Linked DNA regions of Mus musculus: region 2 is linked to region 1. A link is a loop called in an ENCODE intact Hi-C map of the cell type or tissue named here. Cell type or tissue: gastrocnemius. All regions are shown on one strand. Each heading gives the region's core, and the rest is flanking DNA. Links, peaks and the distances in the headings are about the cores only.

Region 1 (7,956 bases), core at 1,921-5,920:
TTTCCTCATATGTAAGAGGAGACAATAATCATGCCTTCTCATAAGATCATTATGAGGATTAAGTAAGATAATATGCAGGCAACATTAAACACAGTGTTTGGCACGGGGTTAGTGCTCAGATGTTAGTTTTATTCTCTGTTTGCCACTGGTGTACTCTGGATTGTCCTAACTGGATCTGGGCACCCAAGCCTAGGGTGGAGGAAAACTGAGGATGCTGTGTGTCAGTACGGTTATATGTAGAGGGCAGATGCTGACATCAGGATGTCTTTCTCAGTCTCTGGGGATCTATACTCTGTTATCATCATGCTTTATAGCAAGCACTTTACCCACTGCCTGGTCTTTATCTCTACCTACCCCCACCCCACCTGAGGCAATGTCTCACATTGTACCAAGGCTAGCCTAGAGCTCATGTAGCCCAGAATGGCCTCAGATTTGCTGTGATCCTCCTGCCTCAGTCTCCAAAATGCAAGGATTGTAAGCATGTGTCACTACGCCTGTCCTGACTTTGGTCAATTTTTATTCCTTCTCATATTGGCATTTGTTTATTCTTATTTGCTTATTCCTCTTTCCCTGATATTACAGGACCTGTAATATCTGCCAGTGGGGCACCGTGGGGAGATCCAGGATGGATTGCTGAGTGATCTTTGCTAGTCAACAGGGCTGAGCTTTCACAGTGACGTTGAGGGTTAATGGACCCCCCCTCTGCTCCACTCCCCTCCCCTCCCCTCCCCTCTCCTCCCCTTCCCTTCCCTTGTGTAGAATAGAGTTTATTCAGGGCATGGAGGGAATTAAGAGGATAATAGAGGCAGAGAAAGGGGGGGTACAGGCCAGCCAAGGGCCAAGAGCATGCGCGGGGGGGGGGGGGGGGAGTGGGGAGAGAGGAAGCAGGAAGGAAGGAGAAAGAGCAAAAGCAAGAGCTCTCTTTTTCTTGAAGCCAAAGCATGGCAGACTCTGGGCTCTCTGCATCATTCAATGTTACCCTTATCCTTATATACTATGGTTTTTTCCAACCTTCCCTCCCTCCCTTCCCTTCCTTCCTCTCTCTCTCCTCCTCTTCTCCCCTCCCCTCTCTTTCCTCCTCCCCTTCCCCCTCTCACCTCTCTTCTCTTTCCTCTCCTCTCTCCTTTCCCTTCCCTTCCCTTCCCTTCCCTTCCCTTCCCTTCCCTTCCCTTCCCTTCCCTTCCCTCTCCTTCTTTTTCTTTTTTTCTTTCTGTTTAGAGACAGATATCTCTGTGTATCCCTGGCTGTCCTAGAACTTGCTATGTAGATCAGACTAGTCTTGAACTCACAGAGATCTCCTGCCTCTACTTCCCAAGTAATGGGGTTAACAATATATACTACCTCGTATGGCTTTTTTTCCCCTCCTCCTCTTCTCTCTCCTCTCCCTCCTTTCTTCTTCTTGGTAAACATGATAGTAGGTTTGGAATTTGTTTTATCTGCTATAGGCTGAGCCTTTGTTTTTCCTGTGGATCAGATGTTTCCTGTAACTGTAACAGAAACTGAAGTAGCTTATGCCTGAGGCTACTTTTTCTTTAGTTAAAAATTGAGCTGAAAGAGGCTAAAGAGATGTCTCGGTTAAGAGCACTGGCTGCTCTGCTAGAAGTCGTGGTTTGATTTCCAGTACCCACATGGCAGAACTCAAACATCTGTAACCCAAGTTCCAGGTGATCTGACACCTTCTGGCCTCTGGGCACCAGGCACTCATGCGTTACATAGATGTACATGTAGATAAAATATTTATGTACATGAAACAAAGATAAATACTTTAAGAATTGGGATGTGATTTATTATAAGTTTGCCATGAGTTTCAACCATTTTTATAAGCCTTATTAAATAACTGTGCTACATGATGCACCAGTTTAAGGTATATAATTCTGTGGTTTTCTTTAGTGTATTCAGAGTTACGTGGTCATCACTGAGGCAATTTTAGAACCTTTTGCTCACTTCACAGAGAAATCTCATCCATTGGCAGTCACTTCCCATCCTCCTCAGTCTCCCAAGCCCAGGCAGCTACCTGTCTGCTTTGTCTGTATTTCACCTATTCATATGGACCCTTCTTGTAGGTATAGTCATGTGTTTCATGGTCCTCCTGACTGGCTGCTTTCAAGTTGCATGCTGCTTTAAAGGCTCATACACATGTAACATGTTAGTTCTACATTTGTTTTATTTATTTATTTTGGTTTTGAGTTTTTCAAGATGGATTTCTCTGTGCAACAGCGCAAGCTGTCCTGGAACTTGCTGTGTATACCAGGCTCACTTCTGAACTCAAAACTGCCTCCCGAGCACTGGGATTAAAGGCGTGTACCATCACTGCCTTTGTTTTTTAGAACTGAATGATAGTCCATATCTAACTATATTATCATAGAAATATGTTCATCATGGAATAACTGATGGACCTTTGAGTTGTTTCTACTCTTTGGCTGTTGTAAATATTACTGGTATGAAGTTTTATAAGTTGATGTGGACTTATGTTTCCTTTTTACTTGGGAGTGAAATACCTGGGAATGGAATTGAATATTTTCTTCCTTTTTTTTTTTTAAAGATTTATTTATTTCATTTATGAGTACACTGTAGCTTCAGACACACCAGAAGAGGACATCAGATCCCATTACAGATGGTTGTGAGCCACCATGTGGTTGCTGGGAATTGAACTCAGGACCTCTGGAAGAGTAGTCAGTGCTCTTAACCTCGGCGCCATCTCTCCAGCCCAGGAACTGAATATTTTCAAAGAGGATTGAGGGGCTGGAGACATAGCTTTGTTGTTCGAGTGTTCACCTAGCATGCGTGAAGTTTCTGGGTTCAATTCCTTGAACCACGTAAACGTAGCATGGGAGGTAGAAAGAAGCAAGCTGATTAATTCATCCTTGGCTACATAGTGAGTCTGAAGCCAGCCTAAGATACACACAAAATAAGAGCGCTCCTTGATCATTGGTGATTACTCCAATGAAATGAATTCTAATATGATTGAAGGCCTGTCTCCGTGACACCTGGGTGGGGAAGAAACTCTTGGGTGGAGGAATCTTTCAGGTTTGGAAACTATTGTTTCAATCCCTGCCCCAGACTCATCCAGTAAGTTTATCTTCACACCATTGCCCCTACCCCTTTTATTGCCAGCTCTGACTTTTCAGTGAGGTCTCCAAGGCTGCCAGGTATTCAGGGAGAGCTTGGCTTTCTTGCCTGGAGAGGGAAGGGAGGGCATAAAGGAGGAAGATTACTTAATCATTAGGCATGTGGCACTAACATTGCCCATATTTCTCGAGGGTGGAGGGAGGTGTGTACCGGATGGTTTCGGTTCCAGGACCTGTGCTCAGATTGGGTGGGACGAGCCTCCCCGCCTGTTGGTAATTATGGCATGTGCCTCTTTGGGTCACCGTGCAGTCTTGTGAAACACCTGTTTCTTAGGGGTGGGCAGTCTTAGTTGGAGGAATGGATGTGTGCCAGGAAGACTGTTGGCCCAGATTTAAGCCTGGGCAGAGGCAGAGGAGACTGTGGAGTGGTAGAATAGGGTGGAGGTAATAAACGAAAGAGTATGAGACCAGGAAAACCCAATCAAAGGCAGAGTGTCTGAGACTAGAGAAGCTTCAGCCCTTCATTGTATCTGGTCGCGGGGAGAGGGGGGGTTCCCTTTCTCTAGCCCTCTGGGCTTGAGGCAAGTGGGAGACCTGTTCGGAGACTAGGTCAACAGCTGGTGTAGCTTTTGGGAGCCCACCCCCTCCCACCCCCGTGTATATACTCTCACAGCCAGGCCCCAGTGCAGGGCTCCAGATTATGAGAAATGGGTGCCCCATCTAGGGTGTTGCTCTGAGTCTCCTCTTACTTTATTTCCCCTAGTGTGATGCTTGTCCAGTCCGTGCTATGGATAAGCTTCCAGATTAAAGGTAAACTGTGTTTTTTAGTTTAGCTGTGAGGAAGAGGAAAAGGGGCAGGAGATTCTTTGTCTCCTGGAGGACCAGGCACACCAAGCCTGCATGCCCAGTCTTCCCTCGGAGACTGTGGGCACCTAGCCATCCCATTCCATCCCATCCTCTTCTGTGACTTCATGGGGCTTCCCTCATGCTGGCCTCTCTCAGGAGCCAGTGTTATAAGAAGATAGCCATTGTCCTTTTTCAGATGGGTATAAGCTTCGCCAGCCACAAACAGGGCTGGCAGTGACTAAGGTGGTCACTACAGCAGCAGTTTGTAAGCCTACATATGCTTCCAGAAGTTGGGTACATGGTGAAGGTGACTCAAAGGTTTTCAGCACAGAGACCATTTCTATTTCCCTTCCCTTTTTGACCCTGGCTTTCTACCCTGGACCTCCCCACTCTTAGTATTAGTGGCTCCCTAGAAACCTGGAGAGTGGGTTCTAGGGAGACAGGCTGTTCCCATGGATCTGTTCCCATTCAATAAGCCTGTGGTGTGAGAACCCCTGGGGCCCCCCTGTTTATCTCCTTGGGGCCTCCCTATTTATCTCCTATCACCACTTTCTGAGCCTCTTGATCTATTAAGCCCTTAGCTATGTGTTTACCCCCTCCCTGCTTTGAGGAGTGAGTCATGCAGCTGGTTTGTTTGAACAGTGGAGAGGCTGTTGTAATTGGAGGTAGCTGGGCTTCTCCGGAGAGTGTTTATGAGGTTAGAGGCCTGCTCACCATGTGATTAGTGCTGCTCTTTCTCTCCAGGAGAAGACTCCACTTCCCATGTAGCCTTGCAGAGGCCCTAGTGGGGACCATTCTACCAGACACTCTGGGGAAAAAAGACTCTAAAGATCTTTTCTGCCTGAGCACAGCCCGGCGGCCACTCTAGCCCCAGAAGACAGCTGGTCTCACCGAGCGGAAAAGAGCCCTAGATTTTCCATCCTTGGCACTGGTTTGGAGTTGTGGGGTGAAGTCTGTGGCTCTGTAGCATCCACTTTGACAGTGTGTTAATGCATTCTTCTTTTGAGCTGCTTGGGCACAGTGCTGCTACCATCTTCTGTGGGTTATGAATACTTTCACACTGTCCTTACACACCTCCTACTCTACCTCAGACTGAGCCAGGTGGCTGTAATCACCCACTCTACAGACTGTAAACAGGGGCCAGAGAGAGCAAGCAGCTTGCAGGAGTAGTGGATGCCAGACGAAATTTACATGCTCCACTTCTGACTACACTTAGTACCTCCCCTCCCCTCCCCTTCCCTCCCCTCCCCTCCCCTCCTCTCCTCTGTAATTTTTATTATAGGAGTGTTAGGTAACATTTCCATTAATGTTTAAAATATCACCAGAAGGGCTGGGGAGATGGCTCAGTCAGTACAATACTTGCTCGGCAAGCTGAGGACCCACGTGTATAAAACCCAAGCCTGATGGCAGGACACTCGAAACCCTGGTGCTGGGAGATGGAGACAGGAGGCTTCCTAAGCTTCACTGGTCAGCCAGTCTAGCCTACTCTGTGAACTTCAGTCAAGGAGAGACCCTGACTAGAAGAAACAGATGGCTTGTAGATGGCTACCTGGGAATGACACCTGATGTTGACCTTTGGCCTCCACAGACATGCACACCCATGGGCATACTCTCCTACATGAACATGCACACAGACATGCACACATACAAACCCAAAACCACAGAAATATATGTAAGAAAAGGTCCTTCTCACCCCGCCCCCACTCTTGTTCTTTCCCTTGATCCACCTTTGATCTCCTTCCTTTCCAGGGTCTCATACATAGTTCAGGCTAACCTCAAACTTGCTGTGTAGCCAGGATGACCTTGAACTTCTGATCCTCCCCCACCCACACTCGCCCTCTCGCTCTTTCTGTCTGTCTTTCTTTAGTGCTATTCTTGTGTGTTTGTGCAGCACAAGTGCCATGTGCATCTTGGTTAGAAGCTCAGACTGGAGCCACAGGTCTTAGATTTGAATCCTCTGTCTCTGATTAGTTGCATGATGAGACTCTTAACTTCTCAACCTGCTTTTAAAGTTGGAACGTTGGTGCTTACTATATATGATATTGCTAGGATTAAGTTAGCACATGTAAAGTCCTTGGAACAGATCCCAATAGGGTCCCACACAGAGTAATTGCTGTGTGTGGGAGTTGGCAATTACTGCTGTGTTCATGTACTTAAATAAATGAAAAGCCATGTTTTGGGAATTAGTGTCTATTTATTTTCTTTAATTTAAAAGCTCAAACTCTCTGGAACTCACTGTGTAGCCAAAGCTGGCTTCAGACTTTCATTTGCCAGTTTCTCAAGAATTGAGATCACAAGTGTAAACCGCTTTTTGGTCTTTTTGTGGTTTAAATTTTTCTAAAAATTTTTATTTTATGTATGTGGGTATTTTGACTGTATATGTATACTGTGCACCATAGTGCCCATGTGCTCACAGTGTCCACAGAGGCCAGAAGAGGGAATCAGATGCTCTTTAAGTGGAGTTATAGACAGTTGTAAGCCACCATGTGGATGCTGGGATCTGAATCAGGTCTTCTGCAAGAGCAGCCAGGGCTCTTAAGCTCTGAGCCATCTCTCCAGCACCACCCCACCATACACTCTAGTGTTTTGAGTCTCACTGTATAGCCAGGCTGGCCCTGACCTCTCTGCTTCTGTATCACAGATGTGCTCGTCCCAGAAGAGCATCCATCCTTTATGTATCTATGGGCCATTTGTATTCCTTTTTTATGTGTGTGAGTACACTGTCACTGTCTTCAGACATACCAGAAGAAGGCATCTGATTCCATTACAGATGGCTGTGAGCCACCATGTGGTTGCTGGGAATTAAAACTGGGACCTCTGGAAGAGCAATCAGTGCTCTTAACCACTGAGCCATCTCTCTAGCTCTGTATTCCTTCTTAAGATTGCCTTTTTTGGCTTTTACTGATCTTTTCATGATAGTCCTTAGCCACCGTCTGTTGGCTTTGTCCAGTATCCCTGACTGTTTGCTCTAAATGAAAGAGCCTGGCTGGGCAGTGGCCGAGCATGCCTTTAATCCCTGCACTCAGGAGGAAGTGGCTGGTGGATCTTTGAGTTCCAGAACAGTCAGGGCTACACAGAGAAACCCTGTCTCAAATAAGCAAACAAACAACACTTCCCACCCACACCCTCCCTGTTTCTTAAAAAAAGGGAATCCGGAAGATTCCCTCGGTGGATCACCTGAATCCATTCAAGTGTCTTCAGAGAAGCTGTGGTGATGGAGGTGCCTGTCACTGCTAAATAAACTGTTCAAGGATCTATAAAGGCAGCCAGACATGCTGGTAAACTTCAATCTAATCTCAGTACTTGTGTGGTTGAGGGAGGTACATCTCTGAGAGTTTGAGGACAGTCTGGATTATATAGCAAGCTCAAGGCCAGCCAGGGTTATACGACGAGATTGTTGCCTTGAAACAAAACAAAACAAAACAAAACAAAAACAACAAAAAAAGAAAAAAAAAACAAAAGGTTATAAAAGAATAGTCAAGTGCTTGTAATATCATATAAGATGTGGAGTTTCGAGGGGCATGGTAGCACATGCCTTTAATCCCAGCACTTGGGAGGCAGAGGCAGGCAGATTTTGAGTTAGAGGCCAGCCTGGTCTACAAAGTGAGTTCCAGGACAGCTAGGGCTATACAGAGAAACCCTGTCTTGAAAAACCAAAAAAAAAAAAAAAAAGTGGAGTTTCTGCCTTCTTCTCTACAATGAGCCTTGGTGGGGAAGGGGTATGACAAATGTTCTGTATAAGGCCTTGTATTTATTCTTTTATTCATTTTATATATGTATATACTGTGTCTTGAACATATCTACATCCCTTTCCCATAGCACCTCCTTAACATGTCCCCCCTTTCTTAATTTATTTTATGTGTATTGGTATTTTGCCTGCATGTATGTCTTTGTGTAAGGGTATCAGATCCCCTGGAACTGGAGTTACAGACACTTGTGTGCTGCTGTGTGGGTACTGGGAATTGAACCCAGGTCCCTTGGAAGACCAGCCAGTGCTCTTAACTGCTGAGCCATCTCTCCAGCCTCTCTTCACCCACTTTCA
Region 2 (4,000 bases), core at 1-4,000, 85 kb before region 1:
TCAGGAGCTATAGTCTCACATTCATTTTGGATTCAGTGGCTCATAGTGGTAGAGGTTTTAATTTGTTGTTTTCTCTCTCATTTTTAGGAATTGGTTCATTTAATCTAAGTGATCAAATTTATGCTCAGAGTTGTTCATAGTATTACTTTATTCTTTTGATAGCTACAGGGATTTTTAGAAATATTTGTTTCATTATCTTGCAGTTGGGAGATGGCTTTGAAGCAAGATTTTACTGTATAGCCCAGACTCAAACTTACAATCCTCCTGCCTCTGCTACTCAGGTGCGAGGATTGCAGGTATGCTTCACCATGCCAGGGTTTATGTAATGCTGAGAACTGAACCTGGGACTTCACCCATCCTTGTCAAACATTCTACCAAGTGGTTCTGTACTTGTAGACCAGGCTGGCCTCCAATTCTCCTGCCTCTGAATCCTGAACTCTTTGAGTACAGGTGTATGCCACCATTTAATCTAGACAATTTCTCATTGTTATCCTTTCCCGGGGGTTCTAGATTGTGTCAAGCTGACAACTAAAACCAGCCATTGCAGTTTACAAGTCTGCCTTTCTCTTTACTAACTGGTAAGATGAATGTATATCAAAGAATTGTCTTAATTTTCTTGACTGAGATGGTGGTGCGTTCCTCTAATCCCAGCACAAAGACAGGCCACTCTCTGTGAGTTCAAGGCCAGCCTGGTCTGCACAACAAGTTCTAGGCTACATAATAAGAATTTGTCTCAAAAAGGCAAGTGCTGCCACATCTGACATTCTATGTTTTTCTAAAAGACAGATAAAATTGTATGTATGTGAATAGTGTGAAATGATAATCAGCTGATCATATGCTAATGCTAATCAGAATATGTGCTGCCTCTCATGGTTATCATTGTTGGTGAGAATGTGTCACTTTAGAAAACCTGTGGCAGGGAGGCTGGAGAGATGCTAGAGTTGAAGAGCACTGGCTGCTCTTGCAGAGGACCTGGATTTGGTTCCCAGTACCCACATGGTGACTCACAACTGTCCGTAACTTCAATTCCAAGTGATTTGATGCCCTCTTCTGGCCTCCAAGGCCACTGCACTCAGATGGTACACATGCTCATGTGCAAGAAAACCACTCATACACATAAAATTAAAAAAAAAAAATTGGCCGGGCGTGGTGGTGCACGCCTTTAATCCCAGCACTCGGGAGGCAGAGGCAGGCAGATTTCTGAGTTCGAGGCCAACCTGGTCTACAAAGTGAGTTCCAGGATAGCCAGGGCGACACAGAGAAACCCTGTTTCAAAAAACAAAACAAACAAACAAAAAATTTTTTTAAAAATTAAAACAAACAAAAAGTCTCTCCTGGAGCATGGGAGACCTGCTTGCCATGCAGTCAGGAGACCCCGAGTTTGATTCTTGATGGCAGTCCATGCCTGAAATCTCAGTGCTAGAGTCTGGGGACAGGAGATTTGGAGGTGCTTTGCTGGCTTTTCAACCTAGCCAAATTGGTGAGCTCCAGGGTCACTGAGTTCCCTTTGTCTCAAAAAATAAGGGGGACTCAGGACTTCAAGGACAGACTGCTCTAAATAGTGAGTTTCAGGACAGCTGGGGCTACATAGTGAGACTGTGCCAAACACCAGGGGTGGGCAACAGTTGAGGAAATTACCTGACATTGACCTTGAGCTTTCAAATGTATACACACACACACACACACACACACACACACACACACACACACACACACTGTAATTACTCAAATGCATACACACATATATATATATATATACACGCACACACATCTACTCAAGTGCAGACACACACACACACTAATCTACTCTGCTAATGTTTTTTGGTTTTAGAGTGATTGTAAGGGAGAGTATGCTGATGCATGGTGGTCAGAGGAGAGTTTGCAGGAATTGGTTCTCTCCTTTTACTGCAGAGATCATGGGGATTGAGTTAGGTCACCATGCTCAGGGACAAAAGCCATGCTGGTTAATCTTACTCGGTTTGCCAATCTGTTTCTCTCTTTTCAAAATACCTTTTTTATTTATTTATTTATTTATTTATTTATTTATTTATTTATTTATTTTATTGATTTTGAGATAGTGTCTCACTCCAGCTAGCTTTGTGGTTGTGGCCTGGAACTTTCTATGTAGATCTACTTGCTGTGCCACCGACATTAGTTCAAGGATGCTTTCATCCCTGGATGCCAAGCACACCCATCTTCTGAGGTTTGGGGTGCAGTCAAGTGGTAGAGCGCTACCATGGACAAGCAGTCTGGGTTCCATGTCTTCCTCCCACGCTCTCACTACCACGTCTGATGCTCACGCCGTCACACTTTGACAGTTCAAGCCCTTAGTTTTTTTTCCCATTGGAATTGAGGCTCAGAATGTCTCAGTCCCTCTGTGCATCCTAAATCCCTAGCCTGCTTTTCTCTCGTGTTTGTTTTCCTCTCTGAGGTCTCAGTGTCCCTACAGGTGTTTACTCTTCTGTGAGTTAGGAAAGAAACTCTCCTTTATCCTGTGAAATTAGGCAATCTCAGAGTCATACCCATTATTTTGCCTTCTGTAATTTAAACAACTTCCATATTCCTAATAGAGGCTCAGTTGGATTCAGGCTTTTGTTTCTTTGTTTGCTATTGGCTTGTTGTGTCTTTTTGAACACGTCTCACTTGTGTTACTCCAGGCTGGCCTTGAATCGATGATCTTCCTGCCTCAGCCTGTTAAATGCTAAAATCCTAGGTGTGTGTGTGTGTGTGTGTGTGTGTGTCTGTGTGTCCATTCCCAACTTGGAATTTAGGTATATTATTGTTTGGTTCTAGGGGTTATCCTAGGTTTCAAACACTTGCTAGCTGTTGTCAGGAGTAGAAACTCTGGTGTTAGGAGCCAAGTATGTTAGTGTACACGTGCAGTCTCAGCACTGGCCAAGCGGGACAGGAAAATCAGCAGTTCAGGGCTGTCTTGGGCAACATGAGGCCAGGCACCAAACAAAAAGACTACTGACTTGGAGCTAGCAGTCCAGGGATAATTTCTCCAATGTCTGAGGAAGAGTAATTTGTGCCTTGTGTTCCTGTGATCTGAGCATCAAGGTATGTCCCAGGAGCTACATGGAGCCATAGGCTTGTATAGTCATTCTCAGGTGTGTGGACAGAGGCCTGCTAGAGACCTAATATCCAGGGTGACCTGACATTGGGTGATCTGAGAATGCTTCTCTGGGGCTGTCTTTGAATAGGGAGAGACAGGCCTGCTGGAGAGGACACTCTGGCTGGTCGTTGTTGTGGGCTTGAAAGGTAAGGGGTCACTGTTGCTGTTGTTGTCATTACTAGGGCAGCGTGGACATTCTCAGGCTGACTCTCCAGAGTGAACTGACAGGAGATGAACTTGAGCACATAGCCCAGAAGGTATCATGGTGTCTGTTGGGGGCAAGGCCTCCTCTCAGCCAGTTCTTTCTTGCTGCTGGTACCTCACCTTAGTGTTGCCTGGAGCCACCTCTGTTGCTGCAAGCCCAAGAGCATCTCCTTTCAGACACACCCAGCTAGCTCAGCCTCCTGCTTTGGGAAGTGGGAGACACCCCCTCCTCCCACTAAAATGAAAGATATCCCAAGTTTTCTACTAACGTTCCTTGTCCTGTGTCCTTGTTGCTGTGTGGCTGCTCTTGGAGGGGAAAGGAGTCAAACTGAAGCTTCTTGTAGGTTTCGAGGTGTGGGTCAGGGCAGGAGATCCTCGTTGCTGTGTGGTTTCTGAGACTTCTCTCTGTCTCTTTGGCAGGCAGGCAGAAAGACCTATGCCATGGTGTCTGGCCACTCCTCAGGTCATTCTCTGGCTTCAGAACTGGTGGAGTCCCATGATGGCCATGAAGAGATCATTAAGATGAGCTCAGCCCACCCTCCTTTTTCTTTCTACTTTACCACTGCAGGTACACAAAGGGGGCTGCTGATTGACAGAGAGCTTGTAGGTAGAAAAGTGTGTGTGTGTGTGTGTGTGTGTGTGTGTGTGTGTGTGTGTGCGCGCACGCGCACACGTGCACTA

What was found. Hi-C counts contacts between places; a loop is a spot of excess contacts. Peaks named below come from ENCODE experiments on the same cell type or tissue, not always from the same donor. Only the 100,000 strongest peaks of a DNase experiment are listed, where the experiment ranks them.
Region 2: it touches region 1 in a loop (5-fold over the local background); 19 of 42 quality-filtered maps call a loop at or near these places.

Annotation. Positions count from the first base shown.
Region 1 is chr3:94,645,998-94,653,953 of GRCm38, reverse strand. All of the region lies in intron 1 of Tuft1 (tuftelin 1), which reads left to right. Among named protein-coding and RNA genes, the nearest start is that of Tuft1, 8.9 kb to the left of the region's middle. In gastrocnemius, for the core only: no CTCF peak of the experiment used is centred there; a DNase peak (open chromatin) is centred at 3,424.
Region 2 is chr3:94,732,801-94,736,800 of GRCm38, reverse strand. It overlaps the pseudogene Gm15264. Among named protein-coding and RNA genes, the nearest start is that of Gm52626, 23 kb to the left of the region's middle. In gastrocnemius, for the core only: no CTCF peak of the experiment used is centred there; no DNase peak of the experiment used is centred there.